Regions from separate parts of the Homo sapiens genome. Here regions 1, 2 and 4 are each linked to region 3. The links are chromatin contacts, found by Hi-C or POLR2A ChIA-PET in ENCODE. All regions are on one chromosome and are shown on one strand. Each heading gives the region's core, a stretch centred on a gene start or an enhancer-like site at or near the end of the contact. The rest is flanking DNA. Distances are from core to core; before and after follow the strand shown. Region 1 holds the start of CFAP53 (cilia and flagella associated protein 53). Region 2 has its middle 28 kb from the start of CXXC1. Region 3 holds the start of MYO5B (myosin VB). Region 4 holds the start of CXXC1 (CXXC finger protein 1).

What was found. Hi-C counts contacts between places; a loop is a spot of excess contacts on that map. ChIA-PET counts read pairs that join two places held with the same protein, here RNA polymerase II (POLR2A). Pooled maps may share reads with other maps.
Region 1: a loop to region 3 is called in a map of B cell, with 11 times the contacts of the local background. The contact joins the promoter of CFAP53 here to the promoter of MYO5B in region 3. A Hi-C loop is called at or near these places in 2 of 168 maps with a recorded cell type or tissue (B cell and GM11168), 4 of 37 single-sample maps with no recorded cell type and 9 of 50 pooled maps. POLR2A ChIA-PET finds 5 or more read pairs at or near these places in 3 of 52 experiments (MCF 10A, OCI-LY7 and SK-N-SH).
Region 2: a map with no recorded cell type shows a loop between it and region 3 (2.2-fold over the local background). The contact joins the enhancer-like site here to the promoter of MYO5B in region 3. A Hi-C loop is called at or near these places in 1 of 37 single-sample maps with no recorded cell type and 2 of 50 pooled maps. POLR2A ChIA-PET finds 5 or more read pairs at or near these places in 1 of 52 experiments (GM12878).
Region 4: a pooled map shows a loop between it and region 3 (2.5-fold over the local background). The contact joins the promoter of CXXC1 here to the promoter of MYO5B in region 3. A Hi-C loop is called at or near these places in 6 of 50 pooled maps. POLR2A ChIA-PET finds 5 or more read pairs at or near these places in 2 of 52 experiments (MCF 10A and activated CD4-positive, alpha-beta T cell).

Annotation. Positions count from the first base shown.
Region 1 is chr18:50,264,429-50,268,367 of GRCh38, forward strand. It overlaps CFAP53 (cilia and flagella associated protein 53), which reads right to left and starts at 2,067. Exons shown (of 8, transcript NM_145020.5): 1 at 1,908-2,067. The coding sequence starts at 1,976. It also overlaps a transcript of MBD1 not described here. RefSeq lists enhancers at 1,471-2,316, 1,663-1,792, 1,963-2,032, 3,659-3,848.
Region 2 is chr18:50,313,772-50,318,124 of GRCh38, forward strand. No RefSeq gene overlaps it. Among named protein-coding and RNA genes, the nearest start is that of CXXC1, 28 kb to the left of the region's middle. Within about 2 kb of position 1,805, at least 3 of the 41 ENCODE cell types and tissues checked have a DNase peak (open chromatin) inside an H3K27ac peak, as active enhancers do; they include GM12878, where a contact is called at or near this core.
Region 3 is chr18:50,193,061-50,197,269 of GRCh38, forward strand. MYO5B (myosin VB) reads right to left here and starts at 2,087. Exons shown (of 40, transcript NM_001080467.3): 1 at 1,707-2,087. The coding sequence starts at 1,733. RefSeq lists silencers at 1,762-2,001, 2,062-2,301.
Region 4 is chr18:50,285,728-50,290,069 of GRCh38, forward strand. It overlaps CXXC1 (CXXC finger protein 1), which reads right to left and starts at 1,965. Exons shown (of 15, transcript NM_014593.4): 1 at 1,860-1,965; 2 at 1,013-1,131; 3 at 812-912; 4 at 295-530; 5 at 22-201. The coding sequence starts at 1,862. RefSeq lists enhancers at 709-758, 1,579-1,698, 1,819-1,908, 2,019-2,388.

The DNA.
Region 1 (3,939 bases), core at 817-3,316, 71 kb after region 3:
TGAATCTTAGTTTTCTCACCTGTCAAATGAGCAAAATAAGTATCCTCCTAATGGATTCCTAGGAGACACTCATCAAATAGCTGCTCCTTTTGATGTCCCATTACTTCAGACATTAAATTTTTCACAGGTTTCTCCTGGGGAATTGTTTAGGGTCCAAGTCTCATCTGCTGGTGGCTTTAATTCTTGCAACACAATTCTGCTACCTCTAACATCTATCTTTCTTATCACACTCAGACACCGGAGGAGCAGATGCACCAACTCTAACCTCCTCCTTTTCCTCTTAATTCTTCTTAGGTGCAAAGTATTCAATAAGCCCGCTTCTCTGGTTTAGTGTTTTTGTTTGTTTTCTGTTCCTTATTGGTTCCCAACACAAGTAATAGCACCCAACAATGGCTCAGCCCCTGAGCCCAGTGTTTGGATACAGAACCCAAAGTAGATCTTCTGTCCTTCATGAAGTGTGTTTATAATTATCACCTTGAACCCTACAGCCTACTTATGTGTCCCATCTACTGCTTTCCAGCTCCAGATCTTACAGTACTTGGACCTAAAGAAGGAGCAGGTCTATAGGTTGACTGAAGTTTGCTATGTGCACTGTGGAGCATAATAAAACTGTATCACTGATCTTTCATCCATCAACTGACATCACAGACAATATAGCACATCATTATTTACCGTGCTAACCTTTAGTGGTTTCATTCTACCTAAGTTTTTTTTTGCAATTGGATTACAAGTTGAGCACCCCTAATTTGAAAATCTGAAATCTGAAATGCTCCAAAATCTGAAGCTTTTTGAGCACCCACATGATGACATAAGTGGAAAATTTCACACCTGACCTCATGTAAGGGGTCACAGTCAAAACACAAGCAAACAACACATATTTATTCAGCATCCCCAAGGGGAAAATAAAATTACCTTCGAGGTAATGAAATATAAATAAATTCTGTGTTTAGACTTGGGTCCCCTCCCCAAGATATTGCATTATGTATATGCAAGTATTCCAAAATCCAAAAAAAAAATCTGAAATCCTAGACATCTCTGGTCCCAAGCATTTCAGATAAGGGATACTTGACTTGTATAAGCTCCTTGAAGGGAGGGCTCAGGCTTCAATAAAGAGTTAACCTTCCAGGATCATTGTATCCACCCCTGTATCTCCCACAATACTGCGCACACAGCAGGGGCTCAAGCAATAACTCTGCCTACATGTTAGTTTTCTGGTGGGTAGAAACTAATTTGTAGAAACAAAAAAATCTACATGTATGGACCAATAGTGTCTGAGGTTCTCAGCAGGAACCATCAAATTCTGCAGCAAGCACATTTTCCTGGCCTACTACCACTCCAGCCTTAGAGGCAGGCACCTGAGTTTTTCCCAGGTCTGAAGGGACACTTCTGTCCAGCAATGGTTACTGGTTGAGTTGGCACAGGAAAGGCGTTGGGTGCTATAACCACTCACAACCTAATTCCCCTTCCTCAGACGATTTTCCTAGGAGTGAAAGACCAGCTCCAAATCATAGGCCCGCCCTGCCCCCAGATCTGTCTCTGGGCCGGGTGCCCTTTCCATAACACACACTCGCCACTGCATGGGGGACAGACATCCTTCCGGTGTCTTGGAGACTGAAAAACCCTAAGATCCCTAGTGGTGATTCTCCAAAAACAGAACCTAAATATTATAACTTTGGGGGCAGATGAAAGGCTGTAAGGATGAAAACAGAGGGAGATGAGTGGGTGAGAGGTGGGGTAGATAGGTGAGCGACCTTATCTTCCTTCTTTCAAAATTCAACCCACTGCATCAGGCGACACCCGTTCCCCTCGAGAAGGCCCCGGGTGGGGGCCGAAGTGGGATAGGCCAGGCCTGGAGTGCGGAGAGATGGAGAAAGCTGTAGGGTCTGGCAGACATATCCTGTGCTTACCACGATCACCACTTTGGGGGTGGGGCCCTTAACCTCCCGCTGTACGGTGCCAAACCGCTGGCTGTACATTTTCGAGTCCCCTTCGGGACGGGGGCGGCGTCCGCCGCGTTTCCCCCAACCGTGGCGACCTGCGGGACCCGCTTCCGCGACGCAGAAGTCTGGTTGCCATGGTGCGCCTCGCGGGATTAGGGGCCGGTAGAGGTGGGCGGGTCGGGCGGAAGTCGGTCTGGTCACCATGGGGGCCGCAGACGCCTGCACTCGGGACTTCCTCTTCCAGCTGAGAAGCTGAGCCTGCGCAGTCCTCACCCCGCCCCTCGGCCAAATCCCGCCGACCTTGCTCCCTTCCTCCAGGGTTCATCAGAATGGCAGAAAAAACCTCTAGCCCAAGAAAAATCAAAGCTCTAATTACAATTCCAGTTGACTTTGCTATTTATATCTTGTAATGGTCTAAAAGTATGAAAAAGGTTAGCGAACATTTTTTGGGAAGCTTAAATTTTGCACTATCTGTAGGTTAATCTTGATGACGGTAATAATCACAGGAAAACCTTATATTTGTGTAGTTCTTTACAATTTCCAAGATATTTTCACACACACAGCCTTTTAACCTCACAGATTTTTTCTGAGACAAGGTCTCGCTCTGTCGCCCAGGGTGGAGTGCAGTGGCGTGATCATGGCTCCCTGCAGCCTCGTCCTCCTGGGCCTCAGCCTCCAGAGTATCTGGGACTACAAAGCCTGCGCCACCACGCCCTGCTAATTTAAAAACAAATTTTGAAGAGACAGGGGGTCCCGCTATGTTGCTCAGGCTGGAACTCCTGCTCCTGGGTTCAAGCGATCCTCCCCACTGCCCCTCCCGCCGGCCTCCCAAAGTGTTGGAATTACAGGGTGCGCTACCGCGCGTGGCCGCAAATATCTTACAGGGTTGATAGAATAGCAAGTAATACTATCCTTATTTTCCAGCTAAGGCAAAGCTCAGGGAGCCTAAGTGCCTTGTCAAACCAAATAACCAGTAATAATAATAATTTTTTAAAACCTGTTAATAAAATCTTCCTATTTGCCATTGGCAGAAACCAGGGCTTAGACTCAGGATATCCTAGGATGGGGGCAGATCAAATGGACTAGTGGGGCAGTGGCACGACCTGGTGGAGCATAATTAAGAGTCTGAGGGTCACAGTGGACCAGGGTCAGGATGTGGATCAGAAGTCCAGTAACTGGTTTCTGAGAATCAGGATCCAGGCAGAACAGGAAACACAAATCAGGGAACCAGGACGGACCTGCAGCACAGGTGGTAACCACAGTTGCATTTCCAGTCAAGAGCAAGGTGGTAATACCTAAAAGCCAATTAAGAATGACACTGTGATACTCCCATTCTAAAGTGGGGGTGAGCATAGAACACTTGTGAGCACATGCAACAAATCAGTACCTACGTCAAACTGACATATAATAAGTACAACTAATGTGTATGCCCTCTTAAGGACGCAATTTACTGTAAATTAGCATTCCTTAATCATTTGTAAACCACCCACTTCGGATTTTGTATGTGGTATGTTTCTAAATACGAATTCCATTTCCTGAATTGCTGGTTCAGCTTTTCAGCCACGAAATAATGTTTTTCTTCTCTTTTAATAATTCTGTCATTTTGTGTTCTTTTCTATAACGGTTCTTTCAATTGCAGTTCAGTAAAATACGCATTTGCATTTACTAAGAGTTTACGTGGCCTGAAACAGAAAACAAACAAATTAGGTGGTCGTCTCGGTTTCCTGGAGTGTCCAGAGGGGCGGTTCTTTGATCTTCGAGTCCAACGGGCTCCGGGCCCGCCCGTCGGTCCGGGCGGAACCACCCCCACCACACATCCTCCGGGAAGGCGGCAATGAAAACGCCTTGGGCCCGAAGTACGGCTTGGGAAAATCGGCGCAGATTCGGGGCCGCCCGTTGGGGATTCCCAAGGTTGTGCAGCCCAAAGGGCCTCGTCGGAATTTCTGAGGCGATGGGGTAAACCGACCCTTGGCGACACCCGGCCGCACTCGAACGTCCT
Region 2 (4,353 bases), core at 555-3,054, 120 kb after region 3:
GCAAAGTCTATTTATGTTATAATCAGATTTGTATTACAACTGTTTTATATTACAATAGCTTTATATTATAAATATAATTATGTAACCTATATATAGTACTCAGTTACAATTGTTTGTGTGTGTGTAACTATGTCTGTGTTGTAAAAATTATTCTACCAAAATGGGAATGGTAGGTAGAAAGTATATGCAGATAATTTTGTCTAACAATTTTGTCTTTCATTTTTGTCCAACAAATGCACTGTTTACCTTTTGCCACCGTACTCTCTGCCTCAGAGGGCTGACCTTTGTGGACTGTTTCATGAGTAGCCTTTGACTTTTGGCTTACAGCTGGTTTAATCACTGGGGAGGATCACCAGGAGACCTAGAGACTGGGAGGTGAATGAGGGAGGGTGGTTGCTGTCCTGGGAAGTGAATGAGGGAGGGTGCTTACTGTCCCAGATCTTTCCCTGTCGATTCTCTATGGGTTACCAAGTACCCTAGCAAATTTCACAGCTCCTCTCAGATGGCCCTCTCCCATACAGCTGTTCTCAATAGGTTTCCATAAACATTGCCTTCCAGGCTAGATGTAGTAATAGTTCCCTGGTGTTGCAAACTGTAGGGAACCTACTATTGCTTATTGCTTTCCCTAAATACTATCTGCACATTTTGCTGGAATTCTGACTGAGATATGTACTCCTTTTTCTTCAAATAGATTAACTCATGCTTTCAAGTCTTATAAATCTCTTATTACTAAATATTGGAGAAATTTCCTACCATAAAGCTCCTACATTGATTCACCTATATTGTTTAAATAAGAGGCCAATGCTCTAATTTCCAATTACCTCTGAGCCTCTCTGGCATCCAGCTCACATTATAGGTAGTCAGAATTTAAGATATCTTTCATTCATTGTTTGGGTTGGACATTTCATCTTCCCATAAGTAGAAACATTTCAACAAAAATGTGAAGTGTTGTGATATTTGCATCCTAACTTCAAATGGTTGAGAACAAAATTTTCAAAGAAAATGAGAATACAAAAATAAAAAAGTGATTAATCCATACATAGATAGAGATAAACAAATGAGGAAAATATTAGTTGGTAAATCTTGGTGTTCTATGTAGTAGCAGTATTCCATTTTTCTGCAAGTTTGAAGTCTTTCAAGTAAAATATTGAGCAGAAATATTGCTGTGAAGAAATTTTTGACTAGCCTGATTTTTCTATTGTGCATGATATTTTTTCTTTCTTGCTTTAAAGCTTGCACAAATATCTTTTTATTCTTGAAGTTCATTATGTCAATTAAATTGTGTTTCTGTGTTAAGAATCTTACGTTAAAATTTCTCAGAGCATGGCATTTTTTTTCCAGATGGTGGACAAGTGTGGTGCAGCTGTGTATTTACCTAATCTTTTTTCAAAGTCAGAATTATTAAAGATCTAGAATGAACAGAAAAGATTCAAATTAAGAGTGACTATTTGAGAGTCATTAAAAGTCTGTGAAACGAGGGGATGTCTGGGAGTGCAGCTGGGCGGCAGCATCATGACGTCACAGATGAAACACAAGCACTGGAGCCAGGGAAACTGACTCCTCCATTCAAATTCTGACTTTACCATTTGTCAGATGTGGAACCTTGGTCTGATAATGCAACATTTCTGAACCTCAGTTTCCCCATCTGTAATATGGGGTGAATCTCTGTCTTATAAGATTGATGACAGAATTAGAGACAAGGAATGTAGACACTTAGTCTGCAATAAGTAGACTTATTCAGTGGAGCTCAGTAAGTAATTGGTCATTATTTTTCGTACATTAAGGGCTAGGTTACTGAAACCTTACAAATGCTTTCAGAAATTGGCAGGAGGAAACCACACATGTGTACTCAAGCAAGGACACCACACGGAGATACTGTGTTAAGCAGTTAGGCAAGAATAGAGTCAACTAATCATAGCAAGCCTTCTCTCCTCCCCCTATATTACCTGAATGGAAGGAACACTAGAGAAACACAAATTTTTGCTGCAGCATTGCCTTTTCACACTTAGGTATATGTCATTATTCTAGAAGAACATGTACCAACAACATTTGCTTGTTCATTTAAGGCAGTTTTTGCTGCACCTTGTGAAATATCTGTTCCCACAGGTGGCTTTATTTCTTCACAAGTTTATTCGTTTCACTGTTGTAGTCTCAATATTAAAATTGTGTGGTACATTGAAATTGTCAAAAGACAGAAGTTAAGTTCCCTGCCTCATTGGTATGAGCCCATTTAATAAGTTTCCTGCAGAGTTTCTGAGATAATTGCCTTCTTTCTCTTTAGCTGGGTCTGATTATATAACAAGAATAGATCCTATAATGAGAGACTTTATGCAAACATTAGACATCATAATTCCTTTCAAGCAATTAATTACCCTCAAGATTAAGTAAATTGATGCAACACTTGATAAATGTTTCAATTAATTAATTAATTTGAAAATACTTTTATATACAAACCTGAGTACAGCCTTGTTTTTAGTGATGTGAAAGATATTTTCATGAAGGCAGAGGAAAAGAGTACTCAGAAAAAGAGTACTAGCAGGCCGGGTGTGGTGGCTCATGCCTGTAATCCCAGCACTTTGGGAGGACGAGGTGGGCAGATCACCTGAGGTCAGGAGTTCAAGACCAGCCTGGCCAACATGGTGAAACCCCATCTCTACTAAAAATAGAAAAAACTACTGAGTGTGATGGCGGGTGCCTGTAATCCCAGCTACTCAGGAGGCTGAGGCAGGAGAATCACTTGAACCTGGGAGGTGGATACTGTAGTGAGCCAAGATCGCACCACTCCACTCCAGCCGGGGCAACAGAATGAGACTCTGTCTCAAAAAAAAAAAAAAAAAAAAAGCTGTATGTATCAAAACAGTGTGGTAATGGCATCAGGCTGGACATATAGATTAATGGAATAAATTGAGAGTCCAGAAATAAACCCATACATCTACGGTCAATTGATTTTTGACAACAGTGCTAAAATCACTGGAAATCTGAAGTTTCATCTGGGAAGACAAATTGCTGGGCATGACTCCTATGGCTTAGGCCTGAATCACCTAGTTGCTTCTCCACTTATGTCTGGTCCCTGTGCTATAATGACCAGTAAAGTGTGTGCTTTAATGACACAGTAAAGTGTGTGCTGTCAATGACAAGAGTTACATATGGCCTCTCAATGTAGATTGGACTTCATCACAGCATAGTGACTTTGGAGTAGTCATAGTTTTATATGGCGGCTTAGGGCTACTGTGTGTATGTGTGAGCAAGTCAAAAGCTGTATAGCCTCTTATGAGCTAGCATTGGAAGTCACATAGCATCACTTCTACTATACTCAGTGGTCAAAGCAGTCAGAAACTCACGAACATTCAAGGTGAAGAGAAACAGACCAACCTCTTGATGGGAAGGGATTCAAAGAGTTTGAGGCCATTTTTTAAAACTACCAGAATGAAATTTTCAGCCATCACTTTGCAAGCAGAAAGAAATAGAAATTATCCACTTAAAACGTTAAGAATTCTGAGATTTCTGAAGGCAAGGAAAAGGAAAAATATCTATTGTACAAAAAGGACATATTACAGAATGAAATTGCCATGCTAAGAGTGGAACTGAACAAAATAAAAGAATCAAGATCATAAGATCTCAGAAGGGCCAGGTGAAAAAATTATGAAAATTATAAATCAAGATCAGAGAAAATATATTGAGGATATTAACATTTTAACATAAAAGAATTTTGATATTCAAAAGATAATAAAACTGGGCAAAGAAATATTAGCCAAAACAATATTCAGTATAATGGACTACTTTATGCAGTAATACCTGAGAAAGCAGCATTGAACTCAAATTAATAAATGAAAAACAAAGCAAAGAGAAATTGAATATTACGGTTGGATATGTTTTTTTGTTTGTTTGTTTTTTGTTCTTTTGTTGTTGTTTTTGAGACAGAGTCTCGCTCTGTTGTCCAGGCTGGAGTGCAGTGGTGTGATCTCGGCTCACTGCAACCTCTGCCCCTCGGGTTCAAGCGATTCTCCTGCCTCAGTCTCCCGAGTAGTTGGGATTACAGGCACCCGCCACCAAGCCGGTTGGGATATGTTATAATTTATTTGGCCCTGCCAAGTCTCATGTTGAAATTTTATCCCCAGTGTTGGAGATGGGGCCTGGTGAAAGGTACTTGGATGCTGGGGACAGATCCCTTAATGTCTTGGTGCCTTTCTTGCAGGAGTGAGTGAGTTCTCACTTTTAGTTCACATGAGAACTGGTTGTAGAGAAGAGCCTGGTACCTCCTCCTCTCTCTCTCAATTCCTTTCCCACCATGTGATCTGCACACACCAGCTCCCCTTCCTCTTCCACCATGAGTGGAAGCAGCCTGAATTCCTT
Region 3 (4,209 bases), core at 837-3,336:
AAAGCTTCGGCTCTTTGAGCACTCCAGTTCAGATTTTTCCCCTGCCTCACTGGCTTCCAGCCTCCAGTCCCAGCTCCTGAAAACCTAACCGGCTTCAGTGAAAGAACTGAAAGCTGAGCTTTTAGGGATCCTCCCAATACCTCCACAGCTAAGAGGGGTGGGGTGCCGTTCCAGGGCCAGGACTGTCACAGAGTTCACGCCCTGGCTCCCACCTCCTCCCCTCCTCCCCCAGAGGCCGTCGCCCATCCCTGATCGCTGCACAGGTGGCCCCTGGTGGGCTCGGAAGCTGTATTTGAGGCTGCTGCGGCCCCACCCCCAGCCAGGTGACAGCCTCCGCGGCCACCTTCCTGAGCATGAACTCATCCCGGCCCTGCTCCCCTCCAGGAGGAATGGGAGAGTTGAATAATTCCTCAAACTTAGAAGGGTGGCCAGCCCACGGAGCCGAAGGGCTCCCACATGGGCTAGACAGCCGCGTGTGATCGCCAGGTAAGGACGCGGAAGTGACTGTTCCTACCCAGCCCAGACCTGTTGGCCCGGGCGGGTGTCCCGGGAATCGCATACCCACGCAACGCGCGTGGACACCACACGCACACACAACTCTGCATGGAGGCGTGTGCATAGGCACTGTTAAACGTGTTTTGGCCACCCAAGAAGACGAACAGGAAAACCAGGCATTGGACTATCCAAAACTTGTTTTCTTAAAGGTGCATAGGGCACATGTGAAGAAAAGGCCTTTGCCCCTCTCACTACTGACTCCAGGTTGAAACTCGAGGGGTCCCGGGCGGCTGCAGCGCTGCCGCGAGCTCCCCTGGAAGCGGTGGCTTGTCCCTAACTTTAACCACAGCAACTGCTGCGGAACGCGGGCGTCTCCGCCCGGGCTGCACCTGTTCCCGATTCGGAGCACCCAGCCTCACACATCCCTTCTGACCTTGAAGGCATCCTGAAACTCACACCCTGCTCCCGGTTCGACTTTACTCCAACCCCCTCCCCGCAGTCACTGAAGCCCTCTTTGTACCAAAGAGGCCGCGTCAAAACATCCATCCCCAGCAAATTCACAATGCTCTTCCCTGGGGTCTCCGGAGATAACGGCGCACCCCTCTACCCATTGCTTACCCTCACTCCATCCAGCCGCCGCGCCCTCACGCCAGGTTGTCTCCTCCCTCTCCACCAAGTCCAGAACCCCCACCTCTCCCAAGTCCAGGGTTCCCTGTTGTGGGTATGCGGGAGGAAAGGACGCCTCGGAGGCGCGCCCTCGAGAGCCGGCGCCGCAGAGCCCCTGGGGTGGGGTCCACGGCGGGGACAGGGGACAGCAGCGGGAGCACCGCGGGGGCCCGTCCCGCGCACGGCGCTCAGAGCTGGCAGGGTCGCCCTGCCGTTCGGGGAACTCGGTTGGAGCCGAGCCCAGGCAACGAAAGTGAGGGGCGCGGCGGGGAGGGGGCGACAGCCCTGGCTTGGTGCTGAGCCGTGGCGCTGCGGAACCTCTAGGAGCCGGGTGGCCGGTCAGTGCGGGCGTTCCCGGAACCGCCAAACTTTCTCCGCCAACCGAAGTTAGGGACTCCGAGGACAGTGACGAGGAGGACACCGCGGAGGGGGGTCTCCCGTCACCTCCCGCCTCCAGTAGCCGAGGGAGAAGGCGACCCTGAGTACTAGGTGGCCCCGAGCGCGCCACCCCGGCCCCGGGGCGCCTCCCTCGCGGCCGCGCTCACCTGGCTGTAGAGCTCGCCCACCGACATGGCCCGGGCCGGGCGGGGCTCGGGCCCCGGCTCCTGGCTGCCCCGCGGCTCTCAGTCCGCGGCTGGCCCGCCTGGCGCCATGTTCCCGGGCTGGCCTGGAGTTTCTCGATCTTCTCGCTCTTCTCCGACCTGCCCCGCCGGCTTCCCGCAGGCGCCGCGGCCGGCTCGCTCCCGGCGGCGCGACCTTTACTCCCGCCGCGGCGGCGCAGCTACGGCCGGACAGGAGTTGCGAGCGCCGGGGGAGGAGGCCGCGCCGCACCACTCCCCTCCCAGGTGTGGGGAGGAGGCGAGGGCCGGCGAGGAGGGAGGACCCGCTCGCGTCAGAGCGGACGGCCCGTGCGCCGCCGCGCCTCTGAGCCCTGCCGGTGCCCGGCCCGACGCGCCCTCCCGCGCCCCCGCTGCCACCTGGGCCTCCGGGCCGGGGGCGGGGCGCTCAGAGAGGAGCTCCGGGACCGGCGCGGGCCGCCCCCTGCTGGACGCCGCGCGCGCGCAGGCACAGGTGCGCCCCGGCGCCCGCACCTGCCCTGCCGCGCTCCGCTTCCACCCGCACCGGGCCCCGCGGAGTCCGGCATGAACGCGGTGCAGACAAGAAAAGGGAAGAGGAACTAACCAGAGAGGGGGGAAAAAAGAGAAGCGTCTATGGCTGGAAGGCCCCAGACATTGCCCTCGATTTTACCTGGCTGTATTCAGCGCTTTCATGATTAAAATTCAGTTACTCGTAGATCGTTATTAAGGCGACCTGGATATACATACACCAGGGATCTTCTCCTTCAAACTGAACTCTCTGCGCGGAAATCCTTGTCAGTAAAGTGGGAGTCGTAACTCCTTCTGTACAAATATTGTCCACTTTCGCCCACAGCCTCCAAGGAGACTCCAGGCCACTCATCTCAGAGGGCTTCTGCTTTTCCGGGAAGTCTCACGTTCTCCCAACCCCCGTCTCGTCTACATGCAGACTCCGGGTCCTTTTGCCACTCACTACCTCGTTTATTTGTGTTCCCTCTCTGACCATGGCACTTGGCTGCCTGCAGCAACTTCAGCTCCTCTCCTACTTCCAGTGAAAAGTAGAAATTTCAACCAAGAAAAAAAAAAAAAAACTGCCAGAAGTCTGTGGAGGGAGACGAGGGGCTGTCAGAGGAGACACTCCCTTCTGAAGCTGACATCTGTCCCTGACCCAGGGGTGGCCCCTGAAAAGTGGTTCTCAACCGGAAGATATATCTGTACCAGCCGGGGCAGTTGTTCAAGAGCCCCAGAAGGTGATTCTCAGAGGCATCCCACCTGGAACTCAAGATCCCGTTGTAATTCACCTGTGCAGGCCTTCCCATGGGCACCTCCACAATGAGAGTCACATGGGGAGCTTTAAGCGTTCCAAGGAAGAGGCCCCAACCCAAGGAATTCTGATATAATGAAGGATGGGACCTGGGTATCCCAATTTTTAAAGCTCCTCTGAAAGTCTAAAGGATGGTACTTCCAGGGTGACAAATGCATTGACCAAAGCTTGGGCGGCTCTCATTGGACCTAAAAATGGAACTCTTCACATCAGTGGCAAGAGCAGAAAGGGATTTTTTTCTCTTCCTCAAAAGTTTTTCTGCATATTTCCCTTCCCCGGATTCCTGTAGCTCTTAAAGTGTGTCCCCACCCCCCACGCCCACCATCAGCATCACCTGGTAACTGTTAGAAATACAAGTTATTGGGCTCCACTGCAGACCTACTGAACCATAAACTCTGGTGTGGGGCCAGTACTCATTGTTCTTTCTGCCTCCAGGTGATTCTCCCCTTTTTGAATAAGAAAGTCATCAGTCCTGCCTAGATCCTGGCCTCTTCCTCCACCACCATTAGTGGTCCCATCTCTCTACCAGCAACTCTTCCTCTCTCCACTGGCCCCTGGCTTTTTGTGTTTTCCTCTCCTGCTAAACTTCTTAAAGCAGTAGCTTCACTTATTTAGCTATCTCCACTTACGCCCAGTACCTCCTTAATTCTCTGATTCTCAACACTTTATGCACATCAGAATCACTTTTGAAACAAGTGGATGTCTGGTTCCCACTCCCAGAAATTCTGATTTAACTTGTCTGGGGGGTGTTGCCCTGGGTGAAAGGATTCTGAAGAGCTCCCAGATGGTTCTAATGGCAGCCAAGTTTAAGAGCTGCTGTTCTGGCCGGGTGTGGTGGCTCATGCCTATAATCCCAGCACTTCGGGAGGCCAATGTGGGCCGATCACTTGAAGTCAGGAGTTCAAGACCAGCCTGGCTAACATGGTGAAACCCCGTCTCTACTAAAAGTACAAAAATTAGCTGGGCGTGGTGGCGCATGCCTGTAATCCTAGCTACTTGGAAGGCTGAGGCAGGAGAATCGCTTGAACCTGGGAGGTGGAGGTTGCAGTGAGCCGAGACCACACCACTGCACTCCAGCCTGGGTGACAGAACAAGACTCCATCTTTAAAAAATAATAAATAAATAAATAAATAAATAAATAAATGTTGC
Region 4 (4,342 bases), core at 715-3,214, 93 kb after region 3:
CCCAGCTCTGTCCATGCTCACCCGGGCCCGCAGCTGGCACTGGCGCAGCCGGCACTTCTGCCGGATCTTGTTGGGGCCCCCGAACTTCTTCATGTCCCGACAGAAATCACAGTGACCACAGTCCTCAGTGCGCCGACATGCCTCACACTCACCACACATGCGGGCTGACCGTTTGATCTGCTGCTGCTGCTGCTGGTGATGCTGCAGGAGGGGGCCCAGAACAGAAATCATGGACCCAGGCAGGGCTGAAACGGAACCACTTTACACATCCATTCACTTTATGCAGCCACTCACCTGGCTGGGTGTGGCCACCAAGGGCTGCGGAGAGGATTTGTGGGGCGAAGCAGAGCCCCGAGCAAGCATGGCCCCAACCCCTGTCCCTGACCCTGCCCGGCGCTGCAGGTCTGGATCAGGGACAGGCCTCTTGCGCCCTCCACCCTCATCCCGGGGCTCACTGCTGTCCCGCTCATTGCCATCCCGCTCCCGTGACTTCTTGTGCCGATAGCGAATCTCTAGCTTGGGGTCTTTCTCTGTGGGGCAGAGAGTAGGGCCAAAGTGAGTGAGCACTGGATGGCTTGAATGGTCCCAAAACCTCTTTCTTCCTCTTCGCTCCCTTACTGACCCACCCACCTACTCTGCACCCCTGTCCAGGGCAGAGCTGCCTCTTCCCGTGGGATCTTCTATTACTCACAATGGAGCCCCATTCCAGCTCACCACAGACGTGTATCACTAATCCCCATAACCCCCCCTTGTGGCTCCTCCTCCTCCCTTGAAGCCCCACCTGCCTTCCCTGTCCATCCATGGCCCTCACCTCTGCACTCCCGACAGTACCACTCCCGGATGGCCTTGGCCATCTTCTCAGTGATCCGGATGCAGTCCCCATGGAACCACTCATTGCAGTTGTCACACCCGCTGCAGAGGATGGGGCAGGCGATGGAGATGTGAGGGGCGCGGCCCATCGGCCTCACCCCACCCTGCCAGTGTCAGCCCCGCCCATCTCTCCCGCGCTCACATCATGAAGCAGTTGATGTCCGGTTTGCGGCAGATGCAGTAGATGGGCGCATTCTCCCCATTCTCGGACTTGCTGTCCTCCCCGGCATCTGGAGGCTCTGGGTCTGAACCATCTCCCTCCTGCAGGACACCCCCATTACGGATCCTTAAGCAGCCCCCACCGTGGCGGCTCATCCCCCCATTACAACTCCACCGTGGTCAGCAGGGATCCCCACTCTGCCTGCAGATTTCACATCGGGGCCCCCAAAAAACCTCTCCATCACAGTCCCCACTGACCCCCATCCCTTCCTCTGACATCCTATTACTCTGCTCCATACTTCCCATCACGCACCCACCGACACCCGCTCCCTGCGTCCACACTCGCTAATGGGTCATGGCGACCCTCCATCGTGGCGCCTCACAGACCCCGCGTAACTCACTGCGGACTTCCCATCGCGGTTCTCCACGCACCCCTCCCTGTTTATCTCATAGACCCACCTGGCACCCGCACCCACCCCCAGTCGCGGCTGTCCACGGATACCCGGACACGGACTCCTCGTCACGGCTCACTACAGACCACTCAATGTGACTCCTTACAACCCGCTTATCCCTCTGCCCTAAGAACCCCCGATCATGGTTTCCCACGGAACTGCCACACGGAGTCCCCACTAAACTTCTATTAAGGAGCCCCCCACCGTGGCTCACCATAGAACTCCCAGATGGTTCATCATTCTGCCCATAGACTCCCGCCGTTCAGTCCACAGACTCCGGTTATGGCTCACCACAGACCCCTGAGTCGGCCGACAGACCCCACTGTTGCCAACCGACCGACCTCCACCGCCGAACCCCTCCCTGGACCCGCTACTTACCATATCTCCGCTCCCGGCGCACTCCCTCACGACCCCCGCCAGCGACCCGCGAACCTGCACAGACCACTCGGCGGCGTCCCAGGCGGTTGCAAAGGCGCCCACAACTACTTCCGCTTCTAGTCACGCCTCCCAGGCAGCGTACTCCTATTGCGCAGGCCCCATGCGTCGTCTCCGCTGCAAACCAGTAGGTGGCCGGCCTAGAGCCCCCAAGACCCCTCAGGCGCCGCCATCTTGCTTATCGTATCCGTATGGTGGCCGAATCCATATGTTCGCCGGGAACATGGCCGCGCTCTAATGTGGCTTTCCCGAGGGCGCCGCCACCTTGTCAGTAGAGTCCGTACGGCGGCTGCTTGTACGGCCTCGACGTACAGGCAACATGGCTGCACCTACTGCGTGACTTCCTCATAGATGCCGTCATCTTGGAATCCGATTCCGTACGTGGGTCGAATTCCGTACGTTCCTAGGCGACATATGACGGCGACCTAATTGCGGATTCTTCACGGGCGCCGCCATCTTGGTGGTTGATTCCGTACATTGCCCGTTTGTCAGGCAGAGAGGTTCACAGGTAAAGTGACCGCTTCCGAAGCACGACCTGGATCAAGTTGTATTCATTCCTCCATTCAGTCTCTTTCCCCTTCCACATGTATTAATGGGGCGTCGGCAGGCTGTGTGCCTTGCGGGGCGGAGGAAACCAGTTCCTCTGTCGTCTCCGACTTCACCTGCCACCACTCTTTCCGGCTTTTACTCCTCCCACTTGTCATTCTTCTGCCAGGCCTGGCACGGTTCGGCTTCTATTTATTTTATTTTTATTTAAAAACAATTCTTAAACTAATATCAAATCTTATTTTAGTTCTATAAGCTGCACAATAAGCCTAAACACAGTTTACTTATCCATTTCTTTATTGTTTAGCATTTAGAACATTTTCAAATATTATTCTAAATAAAGTTGCAACGAACATTCTTAAACATAGATCTGTATGCTCATCCCTGATTATTTCTTGTGAAATGTGATATACAAATTTACAAATATACAAATGTGATATACCAGGTGTAACTCTGGTTAACAGCTGTAAGATGGAGCCTGGAAGCCAGGCTTTATTTATTTATTTATTTATTTATTTATTTATTTTATTTATTATTTATTATGTATTTATTTATTTATTTTTATTTATTTACTTATTTTTTGAGACGGAGTTTCACTCTTGTTGCCCAGGCTGGAGTGCAATGGCGCGATCTCAGCTCACTGCAACCTCCGCCTCCCGGGTTCAAGCGATTATCCTGCCTCAGCCTTCCGAGTAGCTGGGATTACAAGCATGCACCACCATGCCCGTCTGATTTTTTTTGTATGTTTAGTAGAGATGGGGTTTCACCGTGTTGGCCAGGATGGTCTGGATCTCCCGACCTCAGGTGATCCGCCCGCCTCGGCCTCCCAAAGTGCCGGGATTACAGGCGTGAACCACCGCGTGCCTGGCCCGCCTGGAAGCCATTCTATGGACTCCCTGCAAACTTGCAAAAAGGAAAACAAACAAAACAAAATTAAAACACAACAGGAACTTGCCTCGAACCTTTGAATTGGTCCAAACTGCAATGACCACACAGTCCTGGAAACCAGCTATATTTCACTAGTGCTGCGTCTCCTGAACAACAACCAATGAACTATGGACTGATGCCAGCCAGCCGCCTCCACCAATAATAATTTCTTTAAAAGAACTTGTGTAATCACCCTTAGCTTCCTTTTTCTTTTTCTTAAAAACTCCTTCTCCCCTTCCTATCTTTGGAGTACAATTTGACTTCGAGCTGAATCTGTGTCTCCTGAATTGCAGTTCCTAATGCCCCAATAAACTCCTGCATTGCAGCTTGGTCTCTTGCCTCTTCTTAGTTGACTCTCCTTAGAGATAAAATTCTAAAAGTAGAATTACTTTGTAATTGGCTATAAATATTGTAAGACATGTTCAAATTTATAGGAGGTCATTAGTTTGGACAGAGCTCCTGCTCTAGGCCCCACCAAAATGGAGTCACTCACGCTGAAGTTCCATGCCACCAAGCCAAAACTAAATTGTTCATCTGACCTTCCAAGGAGAAAGAGACAGGATAATAGCCAAATCCCCATACAAGCCACTTTTAGCTTGAAAGTCCCCTTTGCTTTAACCTTTATAAAAAAGCAACCTGAAGCAATCTGATGTTAACCAATCAGCTTTAAAAAAAAAATTGTTCTTTTTCCTTGCTCCAACCTTACAAAATTCACTGCTCTGCTATTTCCCAGGAAAAGCTCTCGTTCTATTTTGTATAATGGGATCTGCCCCAATTCATGAATTGCAAGTAAAAGCCATTACATCTGTAACTAAATTTGTTGTAATTTTGTCTTTCAATGGTTGATACATATATTTCTACCAGCAGTGTATGAAGGTTCCTATATCAGAGCCTTATTAGGTTATTAGATTAGTGCGAACTTTTGTTGTTGTTGTTGAGACGGAGTCTCACTC